2 separate regions of the Homo sapiens genome follow, and region 1 is linked to region 2. Evidence: read pairs that join two places in POLR2A ChIA-PET (ENCODE). Cell type or tissue: K562. All regions are shown on one strand. Links, peaks and the distances in the headings refer to the core of each region. The heading gives the core; the rest is flanking DNA.

What was found. ChIA-PET counts read pairs that join two places held together with the same protein. Peaks named below come from ENCODE experiments on the same cell type or tissue, not always from the same donor. Only the 100,000 strongest peaks of a DNase experiment are listed, where the experiment ranks them.
Region 1: POLR2A ChIA-PET joins it to region 2 with 9 read pairs; 2 of 35 experiments call an interaction of 5 or more read pairs at or near these places.

The regions. Positions count from the first base shown.
Region 1 is chr19:19,867,444-19,875,228 of GRCh38, forward strand. All of the region lies in intron 1 of ZNF253 (zinc finger protein 253), which reads left to right. LOC124904664 (a long non-coding RNA gene) reads right to left here and starts at 3,034. Exons shown (of 4, transcript XR_007067169.1): 1 at 1-3,034. It also overlaps the pseudogene BNIP3P10. In K562, for the core only: no CTCF peak of the experiment used is centred there; no DNase peak of the experiment used is centred there.
Region 2 is chr19:20,305,402-20,316,569 of GRCh38, forward strand. No RefSeq gene overlaps it. Among named protein-coding and RNA genes, the nearest start is that of MIR1270, 88 kb to the right of the region's middle. RefSeq lists enhancers at 5,248-5,748, 5,749-6,249. In K562, for the core only: no CTCF peak of the experiment used is centred there; no DNase peak of the experiment used is centred there.

The sequences.
Region 1 (7,785 bases), core at 426-2,925, 440 kb before region 2:
TCAACCTCCCTGGCTCAAGCAATTCTCTCCTACCTCATCCTTTCACGTAGCTTGATCTACACGCTGGTGTTACCACGCCTGGCCAATTTTTCTCTTTGTATTTTCTGTGGAGACAGGATTTTGCAATGTTGCCCAGGTTGGTCTTAAACTTCTAAGCTCAGGCAATCCACCTGCCTCAGCCTCCCAGAGTGCTGGGATTACAGGCATGAGCCACCGCATCTGACCATACCGTGTTTTCTTTATCCAGTCTACCACTGATAGGGCCTGTCCATGTCTTTGCTATTGTGAATAGTGCTGCAATGAACATACATATGAATGTATCTTTATAATACAATAATTTATATTTCTTTGGGTATATACCCAATTATGAGGTAGAGTATAAGCATTCCCTTTTCTCTGCAACCTTGCCAGCATCTGTTATTTTTTGACTTTTTAAAAATAGCCATTCTGACTGGTGTGATGTGGTATCTCATTGTGGTTTCTCTTAATTTCTCTAATGATTAGTGATGAGCTTTTTTTTTTTCATATGCTTGCTAGCCACATGTATATGTTCTTTTGAAAAGCATCTATTCATGTTTTTTTGGCCTATTTTTTAATGAGATTTTTTTTTTCTTGTAAACTTGTTTAAGTTCTTAATAAATTCTGGATATTAGACTTTTGTCAGAGGCAAAGTTTGCAAATTTTTTTTATTCTGTAGGTTGTCTGTTTACTCTGTTAATAGTTTCCTTTGCTGTGAAGAAGCTCTTTAGTTCAAATAGGTCCCATTGTCAATTTTTGCTTTTGTTGCAATTGCTTTTGGTAGCTTCATCATGAAGTGTTTGCCAGTTTCTGTGTCTAGAATGGTACTTCCTAGGTTATCTTGCAAGGTTTCTTACAATTTTAAGTTTTTCATTTAAGTCTTTAATTAATCTTGAGTTGATTTTGTATATTGTGTAATGAAGGGGTCCACTTTCAGTCTTCTACATAGTGCTAGCTAGTTATTCCAGCACCATTTATTAAATGGAGAATTCTTTCCACATTTCTCTTATCAGCTTTGCCAAAAATCTGATGATGGTAGGAGGGTGGCATTATTTCTGGGCTCTCTATTCTGTTGCATTGGTCTTGTGCACTCATGAACTTTTTTTTATAATATCTTTCTCTCTTCTGCTTTTTCCCCCATAAGCATTTTTTCAAGTGCATACAGTGTGTAAAATTCTGATGTCCAAGAGTTCAAAAACTCTTTAAAAAGTTCCAAAAAAGGGGATTGGGGGGCTAGGGGAGGGACAGCATTAGGAGAAATACCTAGTGTAAATAATGGTTTGATGGGTGCAGCAAACCTTCATGGCACGTGTATACCTATGTAACAAACCTGCACGTTATGCACATGTACCCCAGAACTTTAAAGTATAATAAATAAATAAAAAGCTTAAAAAATATTTTGATATTCTCTCTTTTCTTAAGGAATTTAGGTTATATGTAGATGCTTTTCTCTGCTTTTTTTGAAATACATGTAAATCATATGAACAGCTAAATAAACCCTTTGTCATTTTCTCGGGTCCAGATTATCTTTATGTAGTACTTCAGAATTATTGCTTTATTTTTGCTTCTGAAAAGTTTATTTTTTTCATTTTTAGTCCTTTAAATTAGACACAGATTTGTTTAGATAAAAGCTCATTTTAAGAGCACACAGAAGCTTAGCAGAAAGATAGGATTAAATTTAGCAATGCAGAATGCTAAAGACTAAAAGGTATTAAGTTTCTTTTACAGAAACCTGATTATCCAAGGTAATTATCCAATATTTGCAGGCTGAAGTACTTATACTGCAAAAGCAAGAACAGTGCATAAACAGTGGAGTCTGTAGTTGTATCTTGCTTTCTATTTATTACTTCAGAACAATTAGGATAGTTATGTGTAGGGTTTGTAGGCAAACTGCATTAATATAAATTAAACATTTTTTTTTTCGAGGTGTTTTGCTCTTGTTGTCCAGGATGGTGTGCAATGGTTTGATCTCGGCTCAGGCAAACTCTGCCTCCCAGGTTCAAGCAATTTTCCTGTCTCAGCTCCCAGTAGCTGGGATTACAGGCATGCACCACCAGGCCCAGCTCATTTTGTATTTTTAATAGAGATGCGGTTTTTCCATGTTGATCAGGCTGGTCTTGAACTCCTGACCTCAGGTGATCTGCCTGCCTCAGCCTCCCGAAGTGATGGGATTACAGGCATGAGCCACCATGCCTGGCCTTTTTTTTTTTTTTTTTTTTTTTTTTTAAAAAACAGTCTTACTCTGTTGCCCAGGCTGGAGTGCAGTGGTGTAATCTTGGCTCACTGCAATCACTGCCTTCTGGTTTCAAGTAATTCTCCTGCCTCAGCCTCCCGAGTGGCTGGGAATACAGGCATGCACCACCATGTCCGGCTACTTTTTTGTATTTTTAGTAGAGACAGGATTTCACCATGTTGGTCAGACTGGTCTCGAACTCCTGACCTCAGGTGATGCACCTGCTTCAGCCTCCAAAAGTGCTGGTATTACCGGTGTGAGCCAAAAACAATATTTTCTACAATAGTATGAACATAAAGCCACAATACTTACTTTGAATGATTCACTTAAATGGTTATTTTAATATTGTTATTTATACTTTTGAAATATAAAGTGTTTTAACTGAAGTATAGTTGCAGTTTTTAAAAATACTACATACATTGCCGAGTGCAGTGGCTCACACCTGTAATTCCAACACTTTGAGAGGCTGAGGCAGGTTAATTACCTGAGGTCAGGAGTTCGACACCAGCCTGACATGGTGTAACCCCATCTCTACTAAAAATAAAAAATTAGCTGGGTGTGGTGGCACGCGCCTGTAATCCCAGCTACTTGGCAGGCTGAGGCAGGAGAATCGCTTGTTCCTGGGAGGCAGAAGTTGCAGTGAGCTGAGATTGCACCATTTCACTCCAGCCTGGGTGACAGAATGAGATTGTGTCTCAAAAAAAAAAAAAAAAGCTACATATATTATGACCTGTTCATTAAAATTATTCATAGTTAGATATTTATATCTAATGTCCAAAGAAAATTTACTACCAAATTGTTAGAGTAGATATTAGTCTGACATGTTTATTACTTTACTCAATAGGAATAATTATGAGTAAACACAATTTTATTATCTTTTATTTCACTAAGTTGGAATGCTGCTATTACAGGAAAAATAAAGACAGGTGATGTGGCCACCCAAACACCATAATAGCTATTCAGTTAGCTGTGTTGCAAGTTGTAACATATTCCACTATATGAACACAGTCAAATTCTATTTCTTCATCTTAAAGTGTTGTTGGAAGTTGTCAGATGTATTTCAATATAGAACCCCCATTCAGTGGCTAGGAGATGAGAGAGCAGCAGAGATGGAAAAGAAACTTTATAAAATTCTTCTGAAAATCTGCCCTCTTTCTTCGTAATGCTCATGTTTCTCATGATGAGAGCAGCTGTGTACTTTGGGTGGTTAGAGAGAAATTGCTTTTAGGGGAACATTTTCTGGCTCATTTGATCAATCTGATATCTAACCTGAGCTTTTTTAAAAGATCTTTTTTACATTTTTCTCTCAAAATAATCTGGCTCAGATGGAGATCTGTTTTTCTCTCCAATGCTTTGGATGTCTGTTTCAGAAGCCCTATTACTATCCTATGGTGTCCAAATGAGGTGGACTCTCACAGTGAGAACTTTTGGAGCTATCTCTATCTGGACTCATGCTGGAAATTCAGCAGTATTTTTTCCTTGTCACCATTACAAGTAGAAACTGAGGCTGAAACACTGCTCACATTCCCATGATTGTGAAGGTGCAATTCTACCCATGAGGCCTGCAGGCTCTCCTCCTGCAGCTCAGGCCTCACTCTGATGTGACACTGGAGTGCTGCTGTGGCAAATGGGGTTCATATAAAATGTGAGCTGTGCTCTGAACTGTGCCTCAGTGGCAGATGGTAGAGGTCAAGAGAGGAAGGACACTAGCATTCAGGAGAAAGCAAGCAGGAGTGCTGTAGCCCAGTGCCAGGGAGTACAGAGCCACTGCTTTAAAATGTAAATAGCCAAAAAGATAGAATGCTACTCAGCCATTTTTGTAGCAGAGTGAAATCCTGCCTTCAGCAGACACCTGGCTTCAAGCTGCTAAACTACATCCTGTTATGAAGATGTGAAAAGTTTGTCATTGAATATAAGCAATTAACATACACAGATGGCCTCTTCAATCTCCAGGTGAATTTAGGATGAACTATGTATGACATGGTGCTGGAAATTCTTCTAATTGTAGACTAATTATGGTGACCATCTTTCTGTCTTTGGAGCCTCTTAAGCAGATTGACGATGATGCATATCACATTCAAGTTCAATTGTGTAATAAAACCATTTTCTTTCTTTTGTCTTATTGTGAAGATTTTCTGGGGCTGGAGGAAATTTTTCTTTTAATTATTGTTTCCAAACACTGTCTAGAATTACCAGACATGATACAAACACATAAAGTGCCATCCAAAATTTACTCTAGAGGGGACTTTCCCTCTCTGGCTTCCAGTCAGCTCAGAGTTGTGCAGCAAAGTGCATGCTGTCCCCTAAATATGCAGGCAGAATTGTGTCTCTGCCTTTTTGGCATCTATAGTCCTCTACAGTCACTTCTAGAGAGGCTAGATCACATTTCTACCAACTTCACTGGGCAGTGATCAATCGTTTTATCTCTCTTAGAATGACTCTTGCATCTTCAGACCTGAAACTGATTCAGACATCATGGAGCTCACAGACCGAATCAGAGTAACGTGTGCATTGAATAGATGTGTAGACAAGAATCTCCACTTTCCCCTTTGTCTTTTTGCTAAAATCCTTACAAATGTGCAGGTAACACCTGCTGCTACTCCAGCCATTCAGGTCCTAAATCTGCAGCTCCACATTTTGAATCCAAGTTTTTGAGATTTGGGAAATAAAAAACTTTTATCTGACAAATGTAAGTCCTTTTGATTATCAAACTCAGAGAGACGTTGAAAATAAAGTGCAGTTATGTATTTCTCCTCCCTTTGAACTATGTATTCATCTCTTGAAACTGTTCACTATTGTCACAGGTAGCTATAAATTAAGCTAATAGTGCCACATTGGACACTATATCCCATACCCTAAACCATAACTATATATATATATATATATTATTATATATATATATATATAATCAAGTTTATTTCTGTTAATAAATAAAAATATCTGACAACTTTGTATCAGCCCACTGTGTCCCTGTTTTGTTGTCTTTACCAATCCTCTTATAACTGCTGCTAATCAAAGTGTAGATTCCAGGCAACTTGAATCTTTGCTCCCAGGTTATAATCCTTAAGCTTGACCCAAATAAACTGTCTACTTATATTCATGTTGTGTCAGCTTTTTTTTCTTTCATGTAGACTTACCATTTAGAATGTGCTAGAGCAGCCTCTATGAGGGGATCTTTTCTTTGATTGTATTCCACTTGCTGTAACACCAAAGGATGCAGAGCCAGGTGGATCCTACCTAGAATCTGCAGATAAGTTCTGGCCTCTACCACAGATTTACAAAAAAGGGCCGGACTTTGGATTGTGAACGTACAGAAAACTAACAAAAGGCATTTTCTGTATTGTGAGATGTCAGCATAGACATCCTACAGCCCCCATTTGGGAATGTGGCTCTGTGAGATTTTTCACATCTTGTTCATTGACCTGCTACAGTTATGTCAGAGGCTCTAGGAAGAAATAGAATCTGATGGCAGAATCTGTAAGTGTAAATAAGCATCTTAGGAGTGAGAGATCAAGGCCACAAAGTATCCAGAGCCATGACCACAACTATATTTACCTGTAAAATGGGATACTGGAGTAGAGTATTTTTGTTCTTTCTCTTACCCAAAGAGCTAGCAAATCAGAACAGGTGATCCAGGTTCTGGAGCTCCACCAGTGCAGTTCTGTTTTTTATTTAGAATCAGCCCGAGTCTCTCCAGCCTGGCTTATCATTGGGCCATCAGCCCTGGGACACTGGGAATTCTCTCACAGTCTCCTAGGTGTATTTGAGGTATTTGAGGATGTCCAGAGCAGAATTGTGTCAGGCTGAAAAGTGTGGTTAATTCTGCTTCTGTCTCAGTGTAAGAGAAATGAGTCATCCTGTGTTTGTTCATCCTCTCATACAAGAGGTTTCTTTGGTTGGTACCAAGATGAGAGTTTCTCCAGTTTCTGGTGCTTGAATGAAACAAGGATGAGATCTGGAGACCCAAATAGATAAAGTATTTCCTTACATCTCATATAACCATTAAAAAAAATGAAGCAGTCATGGTTCCTACAATCCAGAAACTTTTAGTCTAGATTAGCTACTGGATAAATAATTGAATTATGTGTCATATGGTTGGTGCAATAAATAGATGTGTCCAAAATCTTGGGCTTTATTTAGACCACTTTCTTTATATTGTTGTGACTTGTGATGTCTACACCTGTAGGGATATTCATGAACAGAAGAATTGTTATTATAATTAATTTTTGGTTTTTTGAGATAGAGTCTCTGTCGCCCAGGATGGAGTGCAATGGCGGGATCTCAGCTAACTGAAACCTCGGCCTCCCGGGTTCAAGTGATACTCCTGTCTCAGCCTCCAGAGTGTCCGGGATTACAGGTGCCCACCACCATGCCCAGCTAATTTTTTGTATTTTTAGTAGAGATAGGGTTTCACCATGATGGTCAGGCTGGTCTTTAACTCCTGACCTCAGGTGGTCTGCCCGCCTCGGCCTCCCAAAGTGCTGGGATTACAGGCAGGAGCCACCGCGCCCAGCCACATATTTATTTTCTAATAAAATTAGCCTAGGAAGGCCTGGTGCAGTGCCTCACACCTGTAATTTTAGCACTTTGGGAGGCCGAAGCGGGCAGATCACAAGGTCAGGCGTTCCAAACCAGACTGGCCATTATGGTGAAACGCTGTCTTTACTAAAAATACAAAAATTAGCTAGGCATGGCGGCACACGCTTGTAGTTTCAGCTACTCGGGAGGATGAGTCAAAAGAACAGCTTGAACCTAGGAGGCGGAGGTTGCAGTGAGCCAAGATCATGCCAGTGCGCTCCAGCCTGGGCGACAGAGCTCCAAAAAGAAAATAAAAATTACCCTAGAAAACCTTTGGGGATTTGTTTAAATTGCATAGTAGTGTATAGTATAAAGTTGACAGGGCGGTGGCTAGAAAATATAAAAATTACAGAAACAGGCCGGGCGCAGTGGCTCACGCCTGTAATCCCAGCACTTTGGGAGGCCGAGGCAGGTGGATCACGAGGTCAGGAGATCGAGACCATCCTGGCTAACACGGTGAAACCCCGTCTCTACTAAAAATACAAAAAAATTAGCCGGGCGTGGTGGTGGGCGCCTGTAGTCCCAGCTACTTGGGAGGCTGAGGCAGGAGAATGGCGTGAACCCGGGAGGCGGAGTTTGCAGTTAGCCGAGATCGCGCCACTGCACTCCAGCCTGGGCGACAGAGAGACTCCATCTCAAACAAACAAACAAACAAATTACAGAAACTCTGAGATTTAAGTTTCTTTTAGATAAGCTTAGAAAAAACAAAACTGGAAGTACCCTAGTGGCATAGAGAACAGAATTCTACATAGGGTTCTCACCCTATCCTAGGTCTGTTAAGATTCACCCTTTTTGGAGGCCTTATTTAGGTCTGCCTCTATCCTGGAGTCTTGCCTCACAGAACTGATCAGAAGAGATCAGAGTTTTGGCTGGTGAATCCTGCTGCCTTTCTAGAGCTGGTGCTTAGAATTTACTGAAACTCAAAAGCAGATAAATCAGAAAAACAAAGTATGTAT
Region 2 (11,168 bases), core at 4,656-7,155:
CAATACTTTTCTACATTATAGTGACATAAATAATTATAGTTAAAAGTATATTAAAATAAATTAGTATATTATTTTACTAATTGTAGTTTTATGTAATAAAATGCAGTACATCTAACAATTGTTAGGGCTGGGCTCAATGGCTCAAACCTGTAATCCCACCAATTTGGGGGGCCAAGGTGGGCAGATCACCTGAGGTCGGGTGTTCGAGACCAGCCTGACCAACGTGGAGAAATCCCGTCTCTAGTAAAAATACAAAAAAATTAGCCAGCCATGGTGGTGCATGTCTGTAATCCCAGCTACTCAAGAGGTTGAGGCAGGAGAATCGCTTGAACCAGGGAGGCAGAGGTTGTGGTGAGCCGAGATCATGCCATTGCACACCAGCCTGGGCAACAAGAACAAAACTCTGTCTCAAAAAAAAAAAAATAGTTAGATTATGTGTGAACTCAATTTTATTATTATTTTTTACCATGTTAATACTATTGTGCATTTAATGAAGCATTATTATGCCACTAACTTTAACCTATCCCACCTTACTCAAGGGTGTAGCTACAAGATGGTAGCAACATACTATTTGGTACATAGTGGAATAACATCTCTAGTTATCACTTTGCCAGTGGCATTAAACTGCAAAAGAGTTAAAGAATATTGTTCCCATAGATTAAATTTTTACTCTTTTTTCTTATCAAAATTTGTTATTGTATTTGTGGGTATATAGTATGTGTATGTATTTATGCCTTATATGGCATATTTTGATTGAGGCCTACAATATGTAGTAATTACATTAGGGTAAATAAGGTATCCATCACCTCTAGCGTTTATCCTTTGTATTACCAACAGTATAATTATATGCTTTCATTATTTTAAAATGTACAATTAAATTGTTATTGACTACAGGATTTTTTTATGGTCATAATAATTATACAAAAATATAAATAAAATACAGCCAGGTGCAGTGGCTCATGCCTGTAATTCCAACACTTTGGGAGACCGAGGCAGGTGGAGTACTTGAGGTTAGGAGTTCAAGACCAGGCTGGCCAACATGGCAAAACCCCACCTCTACTAAAAATAAAAAATTAGCCGGGCATGGTGGCACATGCCTGGAGGCTGAGGCAGGAGAATCGTTTGAACGCGGGAGATGGAGGTTGCAGTGAGCCGAGATCACGCCACTGCACTCCAGCATGGGTGACAGAGTGAGACTCCATCTCAAAAAAAAAAAAAAAGAAGAAATACAAATAAAGTCCATACATTTCTGAGTCCTGAAAAATAATTAATAAATATTTGTCATATAGTTTTCTTTGAACATGTGGTCTCTCTGCCTGCAAGCATATAGACTTTTAGTTTTAATTTACATAGAGTTAAATATACTCATATTACTCTGAAGATAAACCTTAGGTGTAAGAAAAATATAAAGTGAGTGTTTTTGTCTGAGTATGAGTTTGTACACATTTTCAGAAGCAAAGAGCAATTATTGCAACAAAGGAAATTATTTTAATTAGGTGACTAACTAAACACCTTGAAAATGCTGAAAGCAAATCTATACTTTCTGCTTTGTATTCAGTTTATTAATGTAAACTGTTAAGGCTTATGATTCAGATTCTCCCCGGAATCTGCCTATTAAAGCACAGACAACTTTGTCTCCAGAAACAACACTCTTGAGTACAACAATAAAACCCCTCTTCAAACAGAAAAAAAAATAATTTTTAACAATTACCTTTATAAACATTCAACAAAATTAAATAATTGGATATATTTTTATTGTTCTGTGTGTGTGTGAATGTATAAAATGGTGCATACAGGAAAAATAAGCCAGAAGAAAGATGTTAGTTAATATTCACAGTGAATAAAACTGGAAAGTAGTTAATTATTAAATCCAGATGATAGCTTTGTTTATGTAGATAACAAAAGCAGCAGAAAGACTTTTTTTTTTCCCAGATGAAGTCTTGCTCAGTCGCCCAGGCTGGAGTGCAGTGGCATGATCTCGGCTCACTGCAACCTCCACCTCTTGGGTTCAAGCAATTCTCATGCCTCAGCCTTTTCAGTAGCTGGGATTACAGTCCGTGCCATCATTCCTGACTAATTTTTGTAGTTTCAGTAGAGACAGGGTTTCATCATGTTGGCCAGGCTGGTCTCAAACTCCTGACCTCTTGATATGCCCACATCAGCCTCCCACAGTGCTGGTATTACAGGCATGAACCACCGTGACCGGCAAAATACTATTTTAAAAGTTTATTTAGGTGGATAGACAACATTCTAAGATAATACCCTGGATTCTCAGTCTGTTGCACACCTGCTGTGTAATACTCTCCTCTTGAGTTTAAAAACATGTGTGACTGTGGTGGGAAATCATTCATGATATTAGGTTACTCATGTGTTAACTTTGTGTTTATCAAAATGGAGATTATCCTTATTGTGCTAAACTTAATCAGAGGTGCTTTTAAGAGAAAGAGACACATCACAGAAAAACACCCCTGCTGGCCTGAAAGTCAGTGACTTCTTCGTGGAACATGTAAGCTGCTTATGGTGGCCATATGGCGGGAAACATGTTTGTTTATTGTCATCATTCCTGCCTCCTGTATGTTGATTCCAGTAAGGAGAATAAGAGGATCGTATGGCAGAGGGGAAAAAAAGGACTCTCATTCATGCAAGAAATAAACACCTCTCACCTGGGATAGCTTAAGAGAAACAGGAGACCACAACAGGTCCACATTAATGGGAGGAAAAGGGTAACCTGGGTAAAAGTGCTCACTGGCATTATGGAACAGTATTTAGTAAGCTGTAGTGAATGATCAGCCTCTGGGATACCAATAGTCTACCAACAAGGCTGAACTCATTCTATTTCAATCAGCATGTCTGCACCATTCTGGCGACCCAGGTTTACACTATTCATTGAAGAAATACCATGAAGACCAGTGGGTAATGTCCTAGAATTGAACTTACTTCAAAAAGCATACCTAATTGTTTGTTTTTACATTTGAAAAACTTTTAAAACAATGAACTTATAATTAACTTCTAATTACAGAAGATTCTACTGTACTGTTACATGATTAAATTGTAAACACCTTAATATGAAGATTTTTTGAATGCATGATTAGTTATGTAGATAGTTTCTTTTAGAGTCACATGACCAAAGTAACAATTAGAGAAAACATTTGAAATGAGACAAAATTAACCAAAACCACATCTTTTCAAAGGCTTGGCATAATTGCCATATTTATGGAAATGGCCAGATGACTAACAAGAAACAAAAAGATTTTGGCTTTGCTCAATGATTGTTTTTGACCTTTTGAAATCTAAAATCCTGGCTAAAGTATTCAAAGGGAATATTTTGTAGGTGGCTTCCCAGGGTTTCCAAGTAAATGAAGGAGGGATTCTCTCTCTGTCACCCAGGCTGCAATGCAATGGTGCATTCTCATCTCACTGCAACCTCCACCTCCCTGATTCAAGCAAATCTTCCACCTCAGCCTCCCAAGTAGCTGGGATAACAGGCACCTGCCCTTATGCCCAGATAATTTTTGTATTTTTGGTAGAGATGAGGTTTCACCATGTTAACCAGGCTTGTCTTGAACTCCTGACCTCAGGTCATTCACCCACCTTGGTCTCCCAGAGTGCTGGGATTACAGGCATGAGCCACCATGCCCAGCCGGAAGAATTTTGATAGGCAGAAAAATGCAGATTATATACACTCATTGCTCTACTCTGATTTGCTTCAACGCTGAAAAATTGAAGATTGTAAATGTAGTCTCAATTTAGAGAAAATTATCAAAATATTTATTTTTCAAAAAAGCAAATGTATAAAATTAATGGGTATCAGGTGTCATTAGCTGCTAAAAAAATAGTATGACTAAATTTAGTAAGTATCTAGCTATGCAAATAACAGCCTAATTAAATTAACACCCTAATAGGTGCATGTGGAAAGCATTGCTGTGCACTGTGGTGCACCCAGACTCAGCATTTTCTTCTGCCTCTTCACAGAGATACCAATTCCCCCTGAGTTACTCAGTGTCCATACTGTTGTTAGAAATGCTTGTTCTCTGGTGCCATAAAGAAATAGTACTTGAAAATAAATTTAATTTTCTTAGCAAGGCCATTCTTTTTGCAAAAAGGGCACACTCACCAGCAGTTTTGCTACCAGAGTACACTGAACAAAAGAGACAGGGTCATTTATAACCTGATGTGTCCACCCTACTTTTATGTTTGGTTTTTATTGGCTGAAAAGAGACTTCACATTCTGTATTTTTCCCGATTGTTTAGCAACTTAGAACTTTTTTTTTTTTTTTTTTTTTTTTTAAGACGGAGTCTCGCTCTGTCGCCCAGGCTGGAGTGCAGTGGCGGGATCTCGGCTCACTGCAAGCTCCGCCTCCCGGGTTCACGCCATTCTCCTGCCTCAGCCTCCCAAGTAGCTGGGACTACAGGCGCCCGCAACTACGCCCGGCTAATTTTTTGTATTTTTAGTAGAGACGGGGTTTCACCGTTTTAGCCGGGATGGTCTCGATCTCCTGACCTCGTGATCCGCCCGCCTCGGCCTCCCAAAGTGCTGGGATTACAGGCGTGAGCCACCGTGCCCGGCCAACTTAGAACTTTTTAAAGGAGGCAAATGCAGAGGAGAACAAAGAAAGGAGGAAGTAACTTGTGGAATGCTGAGACAGGTAAAAACACCTTCAAATAAGGAAGAGTAACAGGCTGTGACCTAATGCTTGCTTGGACCAGTATAAGCATGCCAAGGCAAATATTTAGGCTAAATTATGGAAGCTAAGAACATAAAGTCCATTGATTTTTTTGTTATGGCTAGCAGATATTTAAGAATGTTAGCACAGGTCTTTGAATAAACTTTGCTTCTAAGAGAAGTTACTATTTATTCCTAATTAGACGGGGAGGAAAGTCTTTGAAGAGGAACCTCTACTTCACTTTTTATACTGGGAACTGAGAATGCTGTGTTCAGAGTGATTACCGAAAACATGGTTAATACACTTCTTCCATATGATAATAAAATGTTATAAATCTTACTCTGCCTCAGAAAAGCTTTTACTAAAACATTATCTATAGTACTCAATTAGAGTTCATGGAAAATTTCAATATTCCAAATAATTCAGACAGTTAAATGTCAATGAAATCCCATAAAACATTTGAATAAGATAAGTCTTCTTAGCAAATAATTTTATATTACTGGTAAATTTAGAAAAAAAAAATAGAAAACCAGGCCAAATGTGGTGGCTCACACCTGTAATCTCAGCACTTTGGGAGGCTGAGGTGGGTGGAAATCCCATCTCTACTAAAAATATAAAAATTTGTTGGGCGTGGTGGCACATGCCTGTAATCGCGGGTATTGAGAAGGCTGAGGCAGGAGAATCGCCTAAACCTGGGAGGTGGAGGTTACAGTGCGTGGAGATGGTGCCACTGCACTCCAGCCTGGATGACAAGAGCAAAACTCCATCTCAAAAAAAAAAAAAAAAGGATTTTTTTTTGTTTTTTTTTTTCTGTGTTGACTTACTTTACTTAGCATAATATCTTTCAGGTTCATGAATGTTGCAAATAACAAGATTGTCTTACTTTAGGGGCTGAATAGCATTTCATTGTTTACATACACCATATTTTCTCTCTTCATTCACTTCTTGATGGACACTTAGATTAATACCTTAGCTATTGCGAGTAATCCACTTCTTTCCTTCTCTTTTGTTTTTGTTTCGTTTTGTGTGAGACGGCGTCTCTTTCTGTCGCCCAAGCTGGAGTGTAGTGGCATGATGTCTGCTCACTGTAAACTCTGCCTCCCAGGTTCAAGTGATTCTCATGCCTAAGCTTCCTGAGTAGCTGAGATTACAGGTGTGTGCCACCACACCAGGCTAATTTTTGTATTTTTAATAGAGGCAGGCTTTCTTTATGTTGACCAGGCTGCCTTTCATTTGTTTGTATATTTCTTTCTCCCTTTCCTTCTTTATTTCTAGAAGTATTTTACTTTTAAAATATAAATTATGACTGTTATAAACCTTCATTTCTCTGTCTTTGCTTACTATTATGGCTGATTAAAAATAAGTTTTTTGAAATTTCCTGGATAAAGTTATTATTTCATTATTAACATAACGAGAAAATATAGAAAGGAAAACCAACATTTGTTAGTAAAACAGAAATTATCTAGCTACTGGTAGTGATTTAGTCTCTCACCCAACATGAATGCTACATCTTGGTGTCATCTCTCCCAGTCGTATGAAAGAGGCTACTGATCAAATTGGTCAGCATAAAATTTTGTGAAGTTTAACACCTTTGTTCTAAAAATTAAGCTGATCTATTACCAAAAAAGTAGATTTTTTGATATGTATAATTTGACTCTATTTAAATTCCGCAGAAAAATTAAACTGACAACATATATTTAAAAGTTTTTTGAGGGCTGGGTGCGGTGGCTCATGCCTGTAATCCCAGCACTTTGGGAGGCCAAGGCGGGTGGATCTCGAGGTCAGGAGATTGAGACCATCCTGGCTAACACGGTGAAACCCCGTCTCTACTGAAAATACAAAAAATTAGACGGGAGTGGTGGTGGGCGCCTGTAGTGCCAGGTACTCGGGAGGCTGAGGCAGGAGAATGGCGTGAACCTGGGAGGCGGAGCTTGCAGTGAGCTTGTGCCACTGCACTCCAGCCTGGGTGACAGAGCGAGACTCCATCTCAAAAAAAAAAATTTTTTTTGGAAATTAAAAATGCTTAAGAAACATATTTATAGAAACTAAAAGTAAAAATAATTTTAGATTCTTAGAGAACATCTCTAAAATACTTCAAGTTATCCTCTGAGAGTATATATATATATATATGTATATATATGTGTGTATATATATAAACACACACATATATATACATATATATATATATATACATATGCATGCATATTTTTTTTTGTTTTTTTCTTTTTTTGAGACAGAGTTTCACTCTTACCCAGGCTGAAGTGCAATGGCAGAATCTCTGCTCACTGCAACCTCCACCTCCCGGGTTCAAGTGATTCTTTTGCCTCAGCCTCCTCAATACCTGGGATTACAGGCACTCACCATGCCTGGTTAATTTTTGTATTTTCAGTAGAGATGGGGTTTCACTATGTTGGCCACAGTGGTCTCGAACTCCTGAAATCAAGTGATCTGCTTGCCTCAGCCTCCCCAAAGTGCTGGGATTACAGGCGTGAGCCACTGCCCAGCCAAGTGTTCAACTTTTCTGCATCAATTATCTCAGCTCAGAAAATTTAAATCAGCCAATTAGCTTACCTCAGGGGATTCCAAGCAGCTCATTAGCACTCCCCAGGAGAATCCAATCAACAAATTAGCTTAGCCCAGCTGATTAGCCCAGGTGATTTCTTTTCTTTACTTTTCTTTTTCTTTTTTTTTTACAGGAACACAGATTTGATGTTTTAATAAAAAAAAAAATACGATTTCTGCAAAAGGTGCTTAACACGGCCCAGGACGGGCTGTCCGGTGGAGTCAGCCCTAGGACCCCTGAAGGATGCATAAAGACAGAGCCGGCTCGCCAGCACGCTCCTGCCAGCACCGGGACCCACTGCGAGCCACTGCGGGGTGTCCTTCATTAAAAAAAAGTCTGGATTGTGACATTGCAAAAGGAGTCTGAAAGCCATATGCCCAATTCCTGAATCCCTACGTTAGAACTGAGAGTTTAGGCTGGGCACGGTGGCTCACGCCTGTAATGCCAGTATTTTGGGAAGCTGAGGCGGGTGGCTCACCTGAGGTCAGGAGTTCAAGACCAGCCTGACCAACATGATGAAACCCCGTCTCTAATAAAAACTTGCCCGTAATCCCAGCACTTTGGGAGGCCTAGGTGAGCGGATCACGCGGTCAGGAGATCGAGACCATCCTGGCTAACACGGTGAAACACCGTCTCTAATAAAAATACAAAAAAAATTAGCTATGTGTGGTCATGGGCGCCTGTAGTCCCGGCTACTTGGGAGGCTGAGGCAGGAGAATGGTGTGAACCCAGGAGGCGGAGCTTGCAGTAAGCCGAGATTGCGCCATTGCACTCTAGCCTGGGCGACAGAGTGAGACTCTGTCTCAAAAAAAAAAAAAAAAAAAAAAAAAAAAAAAAAAAAATTAGCTGGGCATGGTGGCGCATGCCTGTAATCCCAATTACTTAGGAGGCTGAGGCAGAAGAATCGCTTGAACCCGGGAGGTGGAGGTTGCAGTGAGCCGAGATCGCACCACTGCACTCCAGCCTGGGTGACAGAGCAAGATTCCATACCAAAAAAAAAAAAGTGAGTGCTTAGCTGGAGTGAGGAGGAAATACTGAATTCCTAGGTCAGGAATTCATTTCATTTTCACCAAGCGCAGATATCCCAGCTCCTGAACAAGGCCAAGACCGAGGGTCTGGCACCGGGCACGTGTAAGAAAGGACTGTTTTAAGAACCTTATTACACAAAGCTCTTATTTCTGGATCCACCACTGCTTACATTTGCACCCAGACACCACTTCTAGGTGCAAGAAGAAAGATCAGGACATAGAGAAAAATGCACACAGAACGATGAGGGAGGATGACGAGGGAGAAAGCCTGCATCAGAGCACTAGCCCAGATGATTTCTAACAGCCAACTAGCTTTTTCTAGGGGACACCAATCAGCCAGTTAGCTCAGCTGATGTGAATCTTATAACCCGATTAGTTTAGCACAGGTGATTTTAAACCACCGATTAACTCAGCTCAGGTGATTTCAATCAGCGAATTAGCTCAGCCCAGGTGATTTCAATCAGCTACTTTATCAACCCAGGTGAATTCAATTAGCCAATTAGCTCAGTCTAGGTGATCCCAATCACCTAATTATCTAGTGGCTACAGATTCATTAAGGTATGCCCAAAATTGTAAATGTAAATAGCCCATGAACACCAAGAAGAAATGCAGGGCCCTATATGCTAACCTGGACAGTATGTATAACACAGCTTTACTGTCACTTTATTTACAAGGCCTGAAACCTGAAGCTGAAGCTTTACGTTTATATAAACAACACTGTATGGCTATGTTTCATTCTGACATGCTATTGAGCAAAAGAGAAGGCAATTAATTCTGCATCTGCATCCTTAGTATATGCTCTATATTTTAAAAAGTGGGAAAATATTGTATGTATACATTAATATTTACATAGATACATTCATATAAGTTTGTGAGTGTTTATGTAGCTACCATATGTGTACATATATTCATACACATACCTAAGTGTATATAAATATATATATGAAGCTGTAACAATTTTTGTATTTATATTCATACAAAATAAAGATGTTGAATGTGGAAGTATTGATAGCTATTGCTACAAACAGTAATACAGAACCTTCCATACCTGTATAAAAATATTTTCTCTATAGACTACTATATCTAGAATAGTACAGAAATAGAGGAATGCTCTAATATACATCCTGCTGCAGTTAATATATTCAAAGGGAGCATTGGGCTTTGTTTTGCACTTCTGGAAGATGAAAATTTACTAAGACCATTGGAGTTATTTACTGCCATGTCAGGGTTGACTTTTCTTTTATTGTTGTACATAGGGTCAGAGATGAACCAGCCCCAGTCCAAAGGTCTAACCTAAATATGAGAATACTTATTCTTTCTCTTTAGAACTTCCATCGAACAAGAACTGTATTTATTTCCAAAAGTGTGTGATGTAAAATCACACTATTGTCTTTCGGTCTTTGTGGCAGAAGTTGGGTATTTATGGTAATGAAAAAGAAGTCTATGTCTCTTTTTAGAAGACAGATGGTGATGGAAGCAAATATAATGGTACATGGTACTTGGCCACATTTCAAATGGGTGATATTGAATAGTCGCTGAAGTGCCACAGGTGGCTTTTATTTCCCAGGTCAAATCTTCTTTGTGAGGAAGGCTCAGCCCACTGTTGTCAAGCATTTCTGGTAATTTCTAGATAGATGAACAAAATTTCACTGGGCTGGATTAATGAGACCAGGTTTAAAAACACCCAGGTTCCAGGTTATTAAAGACATTGTTAAATTTGTATTAAAAAAAGTGGCATGGTGTGCGGCTTGGTTTGAATAAATCTTCACTGAGCTCAGTAGCTGATTACCTAACCTGTAGGTAAAGGAATTGGAAAAACCTCTGACCAAGTTTATTTTATAGGCTTCTTTCTGTACATGTAGATATAAAATAGGTGGCTAGATAAACATATACACATGAAATGAGTCACACGTGTATGTCTACGTAATGTTTATTTCTGCATATGACTCTCAAAAAAAAAGCCTCAGGAATAAAGTCAGATGACATCTCGGTAAGCTACCCTGAAGCTGAGGTAAATCAAATAAGCAAATTAGCAGAAGTCGGGTGATTGCAATCAGTCAATTTGCACAGCTCAGATGATTCCAACCAGCGAAGTAGCTCAGCCCAGGTGGATACAATCATCCAATTATCTAAATGATGACTGGCTTTGTCAAGGCAGGACCCAAATGGTGGATGTGTACAGAACATGCACACATTGAGGAGAAATGCAGGGCGCTGAAATACTAACATGGACAGATGTGTTGTACATGGCTTTATTTTCAGCTTCTGTGGTCTTGCCCTTGAAGATAAAGCTTTGTTGATATTTACATAAAAAACATTGTATGAATATGTTCCATTCTGACATGTTATTTAGCAAAAGAAAAAAGAAGTAATTCTACATCAGCATCTTTAGTACATGCTAAAAGATTAAAAATGTTTTTTGGGAAATTTGTTTTGTATAAATATTTATATAGAAATATTTATTTAATTCTCTATGTGAGTGTTTGTCTTCCTATGTACATTTATATCTAGATGTGTCAATCTTTGTATCGATATGCATTGCTATGAATAGTAAGATAAAAAGTAACTTCTGGCTGGGCACTGGGGCTCACACCTGTAAGCCCAGCACTTTGAGAGGCTGAGATGAGTAGATCGCCTGAGGTCAGGAGTTCAAGACCAGCCTGGCCAACATGGTGAAAAGCCATCTCTTCTAAAAAATAAAAAAATTAGCCAGGCTTGGTGGCAGGTATCTATATTTCCAGCTACTTGGGAGTCTGAGGCAGGAGAATTGCTTGAACCCAGGAGGCAGAGGTTACAGTGAGCCAAGATTGAACAACTACACTCCAACATAAGCAATAGAGCAAGATTCAATCTCAAAAAGCAAACAAAAAAAAACCCCAAAATGATGATATGTAAAACCTTTAAAGTTCTTTT